Regions from separate parts of the Homo sapiens genome. Here region 2 is linked to region 1. The links are chromatin contacts, found by Hi-C in ENCODE. All regions are on one chromosome and are shown on one strand. Each heading gives the region's core, a stretch centred on a gene start or an enhancer-like site at or near the end of the contact. The rest is flanking DNA. Distances are from core to core; before and after follow the strand shown. Region 1 holds the start of HIRIP3 (HIRA interacting protein 3). Region 2 holds the start of ZNF646 (zinc finger protein 646).

Evidence for each region. A loop is a pair of places that touch in the nucleus more often than their neighbours do. Pooled maps may share reads with other maps.
Region 2: a loop to region 1 is called in a map of CD8-positive, alpha-beta T cell, with 20 times the contacts of the local background. The contact joins the promoter of ZNF646 here to the promoter of HIRIP3 in region 1. A Hi-C loop is called at or near these places in 2 of 168 maps with a recorded cell type or tissue (CD8-positive, alpha-beta T cell and gastrocnemius medialis) and 6 of 50 pooled maps.

What each region holds. Positions count from the first base shown.
Region 1 is chr16:29,993,676-29,999,708 of GRCh38, reverse strand. HIRIP3 (HIRA interacting protein 3) reads left to right here and starts at 4,092. Exons shown (of 7, transcript NM_003609.5): 1 at 4,092-4,168; 2 at 4,246-4,366; 3 at 4,492-4,606; 4 at 4,866-5,803; 5 at 5,901-6,033. The coding sequence starts at 4,104. It overlaps INO80E (INO80 complex subunit E), which reads right to left and starts at 3,468. Exons shown (of 7, transcript NM_173618.3): 1 at 3,318-3,468; 2 at 3,092-3,162; 3 at 2,849-2,901. The coding sequence starts at 3,398. RefSeq lists enhancers at 3,385-3,514, 3,575-3,744, 5,601-6,033.
Region 2 is chr16:31,069,213-31,075,734 of GRCh38, reverse strand. ZNF646 (zinc finger protein 646) reads right to left here and starts at 1,313. Exons shown (of 3, transcript NM_014699.4): 1 at 1,104-1,313. ZNF668 (zinc finger protein 668) reads left to right here and starts at 1,495. Exons shown (of 3, transcript NM_024706.5): 1 at 1,495-2,076. RefSeq lists enhancers at 547-1,079, 1,435-1,574, 1,080-1,613, 2,233-2,527, 1,819-2,619 and a silencer at 1,885-2,344.

The sequences.
Region 1 (6,033 bases), core at 2,843-5,342:
TTTAAAGCACACTGACCTATTTCGTCAAAAAAGAAATGTATTTCCTAGTTCAGTGCCTCTGCCTAGAAGGGCCATCTTTCATCGAACAAACGACTGCTACACCTATAGAAGCCGTTACCAATGTCTCTGCTCAGACAGACCCTTTAAGAAGCAGATTAAATGCCACCTCCTCTGTGAAGTCTTCCAGAATCCCTCAAGCCCAGTTAACTGCAGGCTCTCCTGGAACGCTCTACTCTCGTCATGGCTGCCCTCACACTGTGCTGAAAAGCGTCGTTTGCGAGTGTCTCCCTGGCCAGGGCGTGGGCCTCCAGGACGGGAGTGGGGCTCGCATCGCTGGCTCTTCCTCCTCAGATGCAACCCACTCTGGCCATGAACATGCTGGGTTCTCTCCCACCTCCTGCCCTGAATTCCCCTCAAACAGGATGTTAACTGGAAGCCCCTAGGGAAGGAAGAGGCAGGGGATGAGAGGCTACAATAAAAGCCAAATCTCCTACTATGACCTACCTGAGTGGGCCCCTGCCTATTTCCCCAACCTTATCTACAATCCTCCTATAATAACAAGCAAATGGGTATCATGCGTTCTGACAAAACACTACGTCCTAAAACGTGGCTGGCTGCCACATGCCAATCCCTGCCTCAGACCAATGTGCTTTTTTTTTTTTTTGAGACGGAGTCTTGCTCTGTTGCCCAGGCTGGAGTGCAGTGGCGTAATCTCGGCTCACTGCAAGCTCCGCCTCCCGGGTTCACACCATTCTTCTGCCTCAGCCTCCTGAGTAGCTGGGACTACAGGCGCCCGCCACCACACCCAGCTAATTTTATGTATTTTTAGTAGAGACGGGGTTTCACCATGTTAGCCAGGACGGTCTCGATCTCCTGACCTCGTGATCTGCCTGCCTCGGCCTCCCAAAGTGCTGGGATTACAAGCGTGAGCCACCGTGCCCGGCCCAGACCAATGTTTAAAGGCACCACGGAGAGAGGTGATTCTACGTGACATGGCTTACGAGGGCCTCACCCAGGAAGAGGCCCACAAATGCCTACCTTAGGGCTTTTTCAAACTGTGGGTCTCAAGCCATTAGTGGGTCATGAAATCAATTTATTGGTTTGCAACCAGCATTAAAAGAAGGGGAAAAAAGCAGTCTAAAAAGTGTCAGGATGAATTGGATACAGTGATCTTAAAAATGTTTCGTTAAACTTTGTTTTGTTTAACATGTGGGGCCCTGGTTATGATGTAAAATATAGTTAACTGCAGACAATATTCAAATAAAAGGACGAAAACAGTGTTCTCTCTCTTTCATGCCTCTGCTCTTCAACCAAGCCTGACCTGTTCTTACCTCAGGGTAGCTGCATTTATATTATTCTGCCGGGACAGCTCTAGCCCACTTCTTCACAAGATTGGTTTTTGTTTTTTTTTTTTTTTTGAGATGGAGTCTGGCTCTGTTGCCCAGGCTGGACTGCAGTAGTGCAATCTCAGCTCACTGCAAGCTCCACCTCCCAGGTTCACGCCATTCTTCTGCCTCAGCCTCCCGAGTAACTGGGACTACAGGTGCCCACCAACATCCCCGGCTAACTTTTTGTATTTTTAGTAGAGACAGGGTTTCACTGTGTTAGCCAGGATGGGGTTTCTTTCTTTTGAGACAGTCTTGCTCTGTCACCCAGGCTGGAGCACAGCGGTGCTATCATGGCTCACTGCAGCCTTGACCTTTCAGGCAAGGGATCCTCCTGGTTCTGCCTCCCAAGTAGCTGGGACCACATGTATACACCACTATACATGGCTAATTTTTTTTTAATTGAGATGGGGTCTCACTATGTTGCCCAGGATGGAAGGCTGGTTTCTTCTCTGGTCCCAACTCAAATGTCACTCTGTGAAAGGCCTTTCTTGAGTACTCCATTCAGAGGTTGCCTGCTGCCTGCTTGTGTGGTCTGCAAGCTAAGAAGGGCGTTTTTTTTTTTTTTTGAGACGGAGTCTCGCCCTGTCACCCAGGCTGGAATGCAGTGGCAGCGATCTCGGCTCACTGCAACCTCTGCCTCCAGGGTTCAAATGATTCTCCTGCCTCAGCCTCCCCAGTAGCTGGGATTACAGGTGCACGCCACCACACCCGACTAATTTTTGTATCTTTAGTAGAGACGAGGTTTCACCATGTTGGTCAGGCTGGTCTTGAACTCCCGACCTTGTGATCCGCCCACCTCGGCCTCCCAAAGTGTTGGGATTACAGGCGTGGGCCACTGCACCTGGCCAAGAATGGCTTTTAAGCTTTTAAACGGTTGGAAAAAAAAAAAACTAAAGAAAAATTTTTCATATGGAAAAATATGAAATTCAAATTTCAGTGCCTATAAAGTTTTATAGAAACATAGCCATACTCATGTATTTGCCTATGGGGTACGGCTGCTACTACAATGGCAGAGTTCAGTAGGTGCTTCAAAGATTGTATGTTGCAAAAAGCTTACTTACCATCTGGCCCTTTGCAGAAACAATTCATCAACCCCTGTTCTACTATAATCATTACCGCATAACTGTTTTCATTACCTTCAAGTCCTTCCTATGACCTAAAATTCTAGTCTATTGTCTTCATTTACTTATTCTTCCCAACTAGAATATAAATTACAAGAGGCCAAGGGCTTTGCCTATCTCTGCCTCTGCTGTATCCCCTGTGCCAAGCACAGTGCCTGAAACACAATAGGTGCTCAGTAAGTGCCTGAATGAAAGAACGGTGGAGGTGGAAGGCAAGCAACTAGGCTTAAGGACCACTGGGGGCTGCATCAGCCACCACTGCCTAAAAGGCGGGGGCCCAGGAAGCTTGCTAAGTACCAGGAACCATGCTCTCCACCAATTTTTGAAGACCTTGCTCACCCGAAGAGTCTTCATCCACGTTCTCGTACTGCAGAAGTCGGTCTAGGAGGAAACTGAGGGGAGGGAAGGAGACACGGACAGTGATTTTCCAGCGCAGCAATGTCCTCCTGGGTACCTGTCCCTCCCAGCTGGCCCATCGGATACTTGAAAGAGCCCATGCACTTGTGGCCCTACTCGGGGATGGGGTCCGAATGTAGATTTCCTAGGAAGCACATCGCCCTCCGCCCCTGCAACGTGCCTCACCTCTTGTCCCGGGACACCTTCAGTAATTTCCTTTGCGCTTTCCTCAGCTCCTCCTGGAAGCACTCGTGCTCCTGTATCACGGGCAAGGGGTGCGCTGGGCCAACGGTCCTCCGTGAAGGGCCCCGGAACCAGCGGCCGCTCGCCCCACCCACTTTACACCTGGGTAAACTGAGATCTTGTCCGCGCCAGGCCTCATCCCCCACAGCCTTCCCGCGGCAGCACTCACGTAGATGAGGAACTTGAGCTTCCGCTTCAGATTCCGGTATTTTTTTTTGTAGTCCACTTCGCCGTCCGCCGGCCCGTTCATGACCGGCCCGGGAGTGGCGCCCAGAGTCTGCCCTCCCGCTACCCCAAGCAGTGGCTGCCGTGCCGCTCCCGCCTCCACTTCCGGAGACGCTGCAAGGCTGTGCCGTCAGGACTACAACTCCCGGCGTACCCCGCGCTCAGGGGCGTCACCGCACGGGCCGACCTCCCGGGGGACACTGGGACAGGAGCGCGGCAGCCACTGCGCTGGGGATGGCGTAGCAGCGACGCGGTGACGCCACAAAAATGGCGGACGCTGGAAAGCGCCGTTCCTGACTCTAATGTACTTAGACACTTGAAGCCACAAAAGGATTTATCCCCGAGGTTCCTCATCTGCTCGCGAGGATGCCTTTTCTCTTCTGCCTTGCGAAATAACAGCAGCCTAGCTGTTGCCCGTGACCAGTGAGAAAGGCAGCGTCGCGGGCTGATTAGGTTTCACCCAAAGGGTGCCGGCGCCGAATTGGTTTCTAACGAGAACTTTTAAAATGATCCGTTCCAAAAAAGGGTAGGAGCCGCGAGACCCTCCAACTGCCCAGAGAAAACAAGTCTCGTCTGGCAAAGTTCTCGGCCCACGCGGTCCGCGGCCAAGGGCCAACGGTCCCTCGCCCCACGTTGCCGCAGCACTGCGCGTGCGCGAGCCGCTGTCAAACGCGCTGACGGAGGCCGAGAAGAAAAAAAGGCGGGAGCCGTCAATCCCGGGTTGAGCAAAATGGCGCGGGAGAAGGAGATGCAGGAGTTCACCCGTAGCTTCTTCCGAGGCCGCCCGGACCTCAGGTGCCCAGGGGGTTGGAGATGGGGTTGGAAAGGGCGCGGGTGGGTCGGGACTCCGTCCTGACACCATGTCCCTGCAGCACGCTTACGCATTCCATCGTGCGGCGGAGGTACTTAGCTCACTCGGGCCGCAGCCACCTGGAGCCCGAGGAGAAGCAGGCACTGAAGCGGCTGGTGGAGGAGGAGCTGCTGAAGATGCAGGTGTGCCGGGCCGGAGCCTGGGCCGCGGGAGGCGGAGGCGGGGCTTGCTGCTGAGGAGGAGGGGCCTGACGGGGCGCGGTGAGCGCAGCCTTGGTGCATAGTTTGCCCTCTTGGCGCACACACAGGTGGATGAAGCCGCTTCCAGGGAAGACAAACTGGACCTTACCAAGAAGGGCAAGAGGCCTCCCACCCCTTGTAGCGACCCGGAGAGAAAAAGGTTCCGCTTCAATTCAGAGTCGGGTTAGTGCTTCCTCCCTGCTGTGGGGGCCTTCTGCATCGTTGGTTCACTCAAGAAGCATTCACTGCGCATCTCTTATGTCCCCAGGCGTTAGATGAGGGAGCAAGGCTAGTGAGTCAGGAACCGGGAACAGCAAGTACAGATAGCTGTTTCCTGCTGCCCCTCCAACTGTCAGGGCAGGGCTCGAGGCAACCTATCCGAAGTGAAGGGAGAAGGGACAGGAGGAGCCTGTCTCAACCCTCTCTCCTCTCCATATTCCAGAGTCCGGCTCTGAAGCCTCCAGCCCAGACTACTTTGGACCCCCAGCAAAGAATGGGGTGGCAGCAGAAGTCAGCCCAGCCAAAGAGGAGAATCCAAGGCGAGCCTCAAAGGCAGTTGAGGAGAGCAGTGATGAGGAACGGCAGAGGGACCTGCCCGCACAGAGGGGAGAGGAGAGCAGTGAGGAGGAGGAAAAGGGGTACAAGGGGAAGACTAGGAAGAAACCTGTGGTAAAGAAGCAGGCACCAGGCAAGGCCTCAGTCAGTAGGAAGCAGGCCAGGGAAGAAAGTGAGGAGAGCGAGGCAGAACCCGTTCAGAGGACAGCAAAGAAGGTGGAGGGAAATAAAGGAACTAAAAGCCTGAAGGAAAGTGAACAGGAGAGTGAAGAGGAGATCCTAGCCCAGAAGAAAGAGCAGAGAGAGGAGGAAGTGGAGGAGGAAGAGAAAGAAGAGGATGAGGAAAAGGGGGATTGGAAACCCAGAACCAGGAGCAATGGCCGGAGAAAGTCAGCTAGGGAGGAGAGGAGCTGTAAGCAGAAAAGCCAGGCAAAGAGGCTCTTGGGAGACTCAGACAGCGAGGAAGAGCAGAAAGAGGCAGCCAGCAGTGGGGATGACAGTGGGAGAGATAGAGAACCCCCAGTGCAGAGGAAGAGTGAGGACAGGACCCAGCTTAAGGGTGGGAAGAGGTTGAGTGGAAGCAGCGAGGACGAGGAAGACAGTGGGAAGGGGGAACCCACAGCTAAAGGCTCTAGAAAGATGGCCAGACTGGGCAGCACCAGTGGTGAGGAAAGTGACTTGGAGAGGGAGGTAAGTGACAGCGAGGCAGGGGGAGGCCCCCAGGGGGAGAGGAAGAACCGCTCTTCCAAGAAGAGCTCCAGGAAAGGCAGGACACGAAGCTCCTCTTCCTCCTCAGATGGAAGTCCAGAGGCCAAAGGAGGGAAGGTGAGGGTGAGGAGGGGTGGGAGGCCACTATTAGGGAAGAGGGAGACCCTGCCTCAGGCCCAGCAGGCTTGGCCTTCAGCTGCTCTTTCCTTGCTAGGCTGGCTCAGGTCGCCGTGGAGAGGACCACCCGGCTGTGATGAGGCTGAAGCGCTACATTCGGGCCTGTGGTGCCCATCGAAACTACAAGAAGCTGTTGGGCTCCTGTTGCTCACACAAGGAGCGCCTGAGTA
Region 2 (6,522 bases), core at 64-2,563, 1.1 Mb before region 1:
GACCTGAGAGGAGAGGTTAGAGGCCTCCTTCAGGGAAAGGGCTGGCTTGTTCCCCCACCACCCCGAGTCATTTCAGTGTCACAAGGTCTCTTTTCCTTGTGACAAGAGAGTTAAGAGAGTTAAGACTCTCTTAACTGGGCCAGGTGTGGTGGCTCACGCCTGTAATCCCAGCACTTTGGGAGGCCGAGGCTGGTGGATCACCTGAGTTCAGGAGTTCAAGACCAGCCTGGACAACATGGTGAAACCCTGTCTCTACTAAAAATACAAAAATTAGCCGGGCGTGGTGGTGGGCACCTGTAATTCTAGCTACTCAGGAGGCTGAGGCTGAAGAACTGCTTGAACCTGGGAGGTGGAGGTTGCAGTGAGCTGAGATCCCACCACAGCACTCCAGCCTGGGTGACAGAGCGAGACTCCATCTCAAAAAAACAAAAAACCCCAAAAGACTCTCTTAGCGACTTCTTTTATCTACTTCCCTTGAACTCAAACTATCTTCCATCTTGGGAATAACATCAATACCAGGTTGTAATGTCACTTCATTGCCTACCTTTTCTCTCCCATGCCTCCTGATCTTACCCTCACCAGTCTTTCTCATTTTTTTCTTCTGCCTCCTCTCTTAATACTGATGATGACAGCAACTCATGAAGAGTATTATATTACCATGTGCCAGGCACTGTGCTAACTATATTCATTGTGTTACTCAATCCTCAGAACACACGGCAATGCCTGTTATTCTAGTTCACGTAACAGCAAACCCCCTGACTGAGGCGGTCTTCATCCCAAAGCCCTTGCTCTCTCATGCCCCCTACATCGTCTTGTCCTTCTCCAACTCTGACTCTTCTTCCCATGGGACCCCAGTACAACTGTCTCCGACCGTAAACCCCTTCACTGAACCTGCCCCCGGAATTCTCACCTCACAAAGCCCCTTTGATCAAAAGTCCCCTCCCCTAGTCAACCACCAATGAAGTCCTCTGACCTCACTCATCTCGTCTGCCAATTTCCTCTCAGGACGCCTACCTCGCACCGGCGGCCCCCTCTCCTTCCCGCCGCGGGCGCGTCAGTTGGGGACCGCGAACAAGAGCGCGCCTGCGCACTGGGACCCTTACCCTAACTGCAGCCGCGCGCCCCAAGGGGTGGCTGTCGGGGGGCTCTCGCGCTCCCACACACGCACACTCAGCCAGGGTTCCCGGGAGGTGGGAGGGAAGGGAAAGAGGGAAAGGAGAAGGGGGGAAGAGGAAGGAGGTAGAGAAAAGAGGGCGCAGCTGGCATGAGCCAGGAGTCTACTCCCAGCTCTACGGACACTTCCTATTGTTACTAGGAAACAGGAAGTGTCCTTAGGTGCAAAAGCTTCCCCGCGAAACTTCCGCTTCGGGAGCACTGCCTGTCCCGCCTCCGAGCCGCAGTTTTACGCAGACACACTTCCGGCGCTAAGTTCTAGGTCTGCACGGCTGACTCCGCCCACGTAGGTCACAACGCGGCGTCTTTGCACGCTAAGCTAGCCACACTTCCGGCAAGAGCAGCTAGAATCGTTCCGGTGCATATTGAATAGGCGCAGAAAGGGAGAAAAAGATTCTACAGCCCTGGCCACAGTACTTTGGTGACACTTTTCGTGGGGCTCTCTGGAGGACTTTTCCCAAGGCAGATGGAGAAAACTTCGTGAAACCCACTCCTTGCTATTAAAGGAAATGTTGTGGAATATAATTGGACTTAGGTTTTGCAGAGCTTGAGCATGGCCTTTTTGTCCTCCCACCTTCTGGTTCTTGAAGACATTGCCGGTGACCTGGCCCCAGACTAACACAAGGCGGGCGTATACCGTCAGCCTGCCTGGCGTCCCCTTGCCTCAGCACACACAGAGACCTCTTGCAAGATGCTTCTCTGCCGCCATAGGCTGGAGGTTCCCCGGGAACTTTCCCTTCCTTCCTAGCTGAGGAAGATCCCTCACTTCCGCTCGCCGCGCCACCGGTCCCACCTCCCCGCCCCCCGCTGGGTCCTAGCGCCGGCCCCTGTTTGGCAGGGTCCGGGCTCCGTCGGTGCGAGGAGCCGACGCCGACGCCACGGAGTCAGCACAAGTCTCATCAGGTAGGAAACGTCGGCGGGAAGCCGCGAGGGCCCCGGGCAGCTCCCACGCGGCCACGATCCGAGCTGGCCTCAGTTTCCCTGCGGGCGCCGAGGGCGGGCCGGGTTGGCCCAGCGCGAGCAGCGCGGGCGGGGCGGGCTGTGAGCGGCCCCGGGCGCATTGCGGGCCCAGCAGGTCCTAGAACCCGCCGGCTGTCTCCGCGGTTCTGGGCTGCGGACACCCAGGCTCGGCCCGCGCGGCTGCTGGCCCGGCGCGGTGTGGTCCCGGGGGTCCTAGAGCCCGCCATGTTTTGGGTTTTTGTCCCGGTCGCGTGGCCCGCGCTGCAAGATCCCAGGCGCCGGCGGCCCCCTCCCCTGCTGAGGCCCGGCCACCACTCCCGCGGTCCTAGAGAACGCCATCTTGCAAGCCTTTGTCCCTCATTCGGCCTTCCGTCCATTCATTTGTTCATCTCCTCATCCTTCGTTCAGTCCTCCTTGCCACGTCCTCCGAAGCCACGTTTTCTGAGGCTTATAACCGGGGTCCTGCCCTCCAGGGGCTGCCTGGCTGGCGGGGGCGCCGCGTACAGACGGTTGCGAGGAGCGAGGAGCTCCGGGTTTCTGCAACTCTCGGCTCCTCGGCGCGCTTCGTAGGCCCCACCGCCCTTCAAACTCCCACAAACTTAAGGGACCCCATTTTACTGATGAGGAAACTGAGGTCCAGAGCGGCGTGGGGCCCTTACCTCTCTACTGCCATAAAGTATTCCTGAGGGCACTAGGGAAGGGGGTTCTTGAAGGATGTAAAGGGGCTTTCCCGTTGGAGAAGGCAGGCAAGGGCTCCCCGAGCCCAGGAAACTGCATCTAGAGGTGGAGGATTGAGAATTGTGGCTGGAGGTTCGGTCGCTGCCGGGAGGAGGACTCTGTCGCTGGAGCTGAGGCTGGAAAAGTAGGTTGGGATCAGGTTGTGAACTGGCCCGGTAGGAGGCCTAGGATATGATTAGCGCTCACTTCTGCAGGGTTCATCCGCTCACTACGTCACTCCTGGCCGTGAGGCCTGTGTGGTGACTGCTTGTTTAGAGATGGGAAGATTGAGGTGCCTCCTTTTTCTCCTCATCCCTGCCCCAGGGTCCTAGCCTAGGATTTTTGGAAATTGAATCTTTGCTTGCCTAGTGAGACAGCAGAACTTCATCCCCTTCCTAAGCCAGTAGTGAGGCAAAGCAAGGCTTCATCGCCACGACAGGGAGCCCACTGTGGGATATTGGGGCAATAGTTGAGCCTTGTGGAGTTGGAAAGGTGGAGGAATTTAGTTAATAAACAGTTATTGGTGGACATTCTCACAAACTCCTACTGTGGAGGAGGCAGAGGCTACAGACCTGGGTTCAAATTTCATCTGAGGTTGGTTCTTTCCATTTGTTTTGGGTCACCACACAGGGTTCTGGGTGTAGAGGAGGCAGATGATCGGTTTCCTAGCCCTTTGCCAGCCTGGACTCTGGTGCTGGTGATGAAGAATTAACAGCCAAACCATAAGATGTGTAATGCTAGCAAAGCAATAGTCAGGGCTCAGAGAGCAGGTGTTTGGGATTTGAACACTGGCTGGGACCGTGACTAGTAAGCTTGTTTCTTTGTGGTGTCACTTCTCATAAGAACGCTAATCCTACTGGACCAGGGCCATACCCTTATGACGTCATTCAGCCTTAATTACTTCCATAAAGGCCTTGTCTCCAAATACAGTCACAATGAGAGTTAGAATTTCAATATATGAATGGACAGGGAACACAAACATTCACTCATAATGAACTGCTAGGCAGCTGTGCAGTTGGCTTGAGTAGTTGAGTATTATGCACAAAATGCTTAGAATGATACCTTGCCCATGGTAAGCTTGCAAGGAGTATTGTCCAGATGACACCATAAAGGAAATTAGAGAGGAGGGGTGCTGGTCACTGTGGCTCATGCCTGTAATCACAGCACTTTAGGAAGCCATAGTGGAGGAGCATCTGAAGCCAGGAGTTCTTGAGACCACTGTCGGCAGCGTAGTGAGACCTCCATCTCTATATACAAAGAATTTTTAATAAATTAGCGAGGTGTGGTGGTGGGTGCCTATAGTCCTAGCTACTCAGGAGGATTGCTTGAGTGCAGGAGTTTGAGGCTGAAGTGAGCTATGATTGAGCCACTGCACTCCAGGGTGACAGAGTGAGACCCAATCTCTAAATAAAAATAAAGGCCAGGCACGGTGGCTCACGCCTGTAATCCCAGCACTTTGGGAGGCTGAGGCGGTCGGATCACTTGAGGTCAGGAGTTCGAGACCAGCGTGGCCAATGTGGTGAAACCCTGTCTCTACTAAAAATACAAAAGTTTGCCAGGTGTGATGGCTTTCGCCTGTAGTCCCAGCTACTCGGGAGGCTGAGGCTGGAGAATCACTTGAATCCGGGAGGTGGAGGCTGCAGTGAGCTGAGATGCAGCCACTGCACTCCAGCCTGGGCAACAAAGACTTTCTCTCAAAGAAAATAAATAAATAAAAATGAAATAAATAGGCCGGGCATGGTGGCTCAAGCCTGTAATCCCAGCACTTTGGGAGGCCAAGGTGGGTGGATCACCTGAGGTCAGGAGTTCCAGACCAGCCTAGCCAACATGGCCATCTCTACTAAAAATACAAAAAATTAGCTGGCTGTGGTGGCAGGCACCTGTAATCCCAAATACTTGGGAGGCTGAGGCAGAAGAATTGCTTGAACCCAGGAGGCAGAGGTCGCAGTGAACTGACATCACACCATTGCACTCCAGCCTGGGCAACAGAGGGAGACTCTGTCTCAAATAATAATAACAATAAATAATAAAATAAATAAAAATAAGCCAGGCACGGTGGCTCATGCCTGTAATCCCAGCACTCTGGGAAGCCGAGGCAGTGGATCATCTGAGGTCAGGAGTTCGAGACCAGCCTGGCCAACATGGTGAAACTCCATCTCTACTAAAAATACAAAAAATTAACCAGGCGTGGTGGTGGATGCCTGTAATTCCAGCTACTCGGGAGGCTGAGGCAGGAAAATCTCGTGAACCGGGGAGGCGGAGGTTGGAGTGAGCAGAGATGGTGCCATTGCACTCCAGCCTTGGCAACAAGAGTGAAACTCTGTCTCAAAAATAAATATATAAATAAAAATAAAAACATTTTTTAAAAAGTAAAGAGGGCTGGGTGCGGTGGCTCATGCCTGTAATCCAAGCACTTTGGGAAGCCAAGGTGGGTGGATCACTTGAGGTCAGGAGTTCAAGACCAGCCTGGCCAACATGGTGAAATCCTCTCTCTACTAAAAATACAAAAATGAGCCAGATGTAGTGGCGGGCGCCTATAATTCCAGCTACTCGGGAAGCTGAGGCAGGAGAACCGCTTGAACCCGGGAGGCGGAGGTTGCAGTGAGCAGATATTGTGCCATTGCACTCCAGCCTGGGGGACAGAGTAAGACTCCGTCTCAAAAAAAGGGCCGGGCGCGGTGGCTCACACCTGTAATCCCAGCACTCTGGGAGGCCGAGGCGGGCGGATCACGAGGTCAATAGATCGAGACCATCCTGGCCAACATGGTGAAACCCCATCTCTACTAAAAATACAAAAATTAGCCGGGATTGGGCCGGGTGCAGTGGCTCACGCCTGTAATCCCAGCACTCTGGGAGGCCGAGGCAGGTGGATCACGAGGTCAGGAGATTGAGACCATCCTGGCTAACACAGTGAGACCCTGTCTCTACTAAAAATACAAAAAATTAGCCGGGCGTGGTGGCGGGCACCTGTAGTCCCAGCTACTCAGGAGGCTAAGGCAGGAGAATGGCATGAACCCGGGAGGCGGAGCTTGCAGTGAGCCAGGATTGTGCCACTGCACTCCAGCCTGGGTGACGGAGTGAGACTCCGTCTCAAAAAAAAAAAAAAAAAAAAAATAGCCGGGCGTGGTGGCGGGCACCTGTAGTCCCAGCTACTTAGGAGGCTGAGGCAGGAGAACTGCTTGATAGATAATCATGAGATTCCGTCAAAAAATAATAATAATAATAAAGAGTAGATAGAGAATGATTATCAGGGGTAAAGATAGCATTGAGAAAGGTAGTCATTCAGTGCTCCTTGGTTGGTTAAAAAAGGAAAAAATTTGGAATATTAAAAGGGGGGAAGAAAAGGAAAGGTGGTCAAGAAAGCTCTTTTTGAGGAGGTGACTGGGAGCTGAGATCCAAATAACACCAAAAAAGACAGCTACACAAAGATCGTGGGAGAAGAGTGGCTCAGACAGAGGGAACTGCTAGTGCCACTGCCCTGAGGTGGGAAGGAATTTAGCTCTTTGAGGAGAAGAAAGGAGGCCTCTGTGGGTAGAGCCCAGTGGGCCAGGGAGAGGAGTGGGAGGTGAGGTAGGCAGGTGTGTGTGTGTGTGTGTGTGTGTGTGTGTGTGTGTGTATTTTTAGTAGAGATGGGGTTTCACCATGTTGGCCAGGCTGGTCTCAAACTCCTGG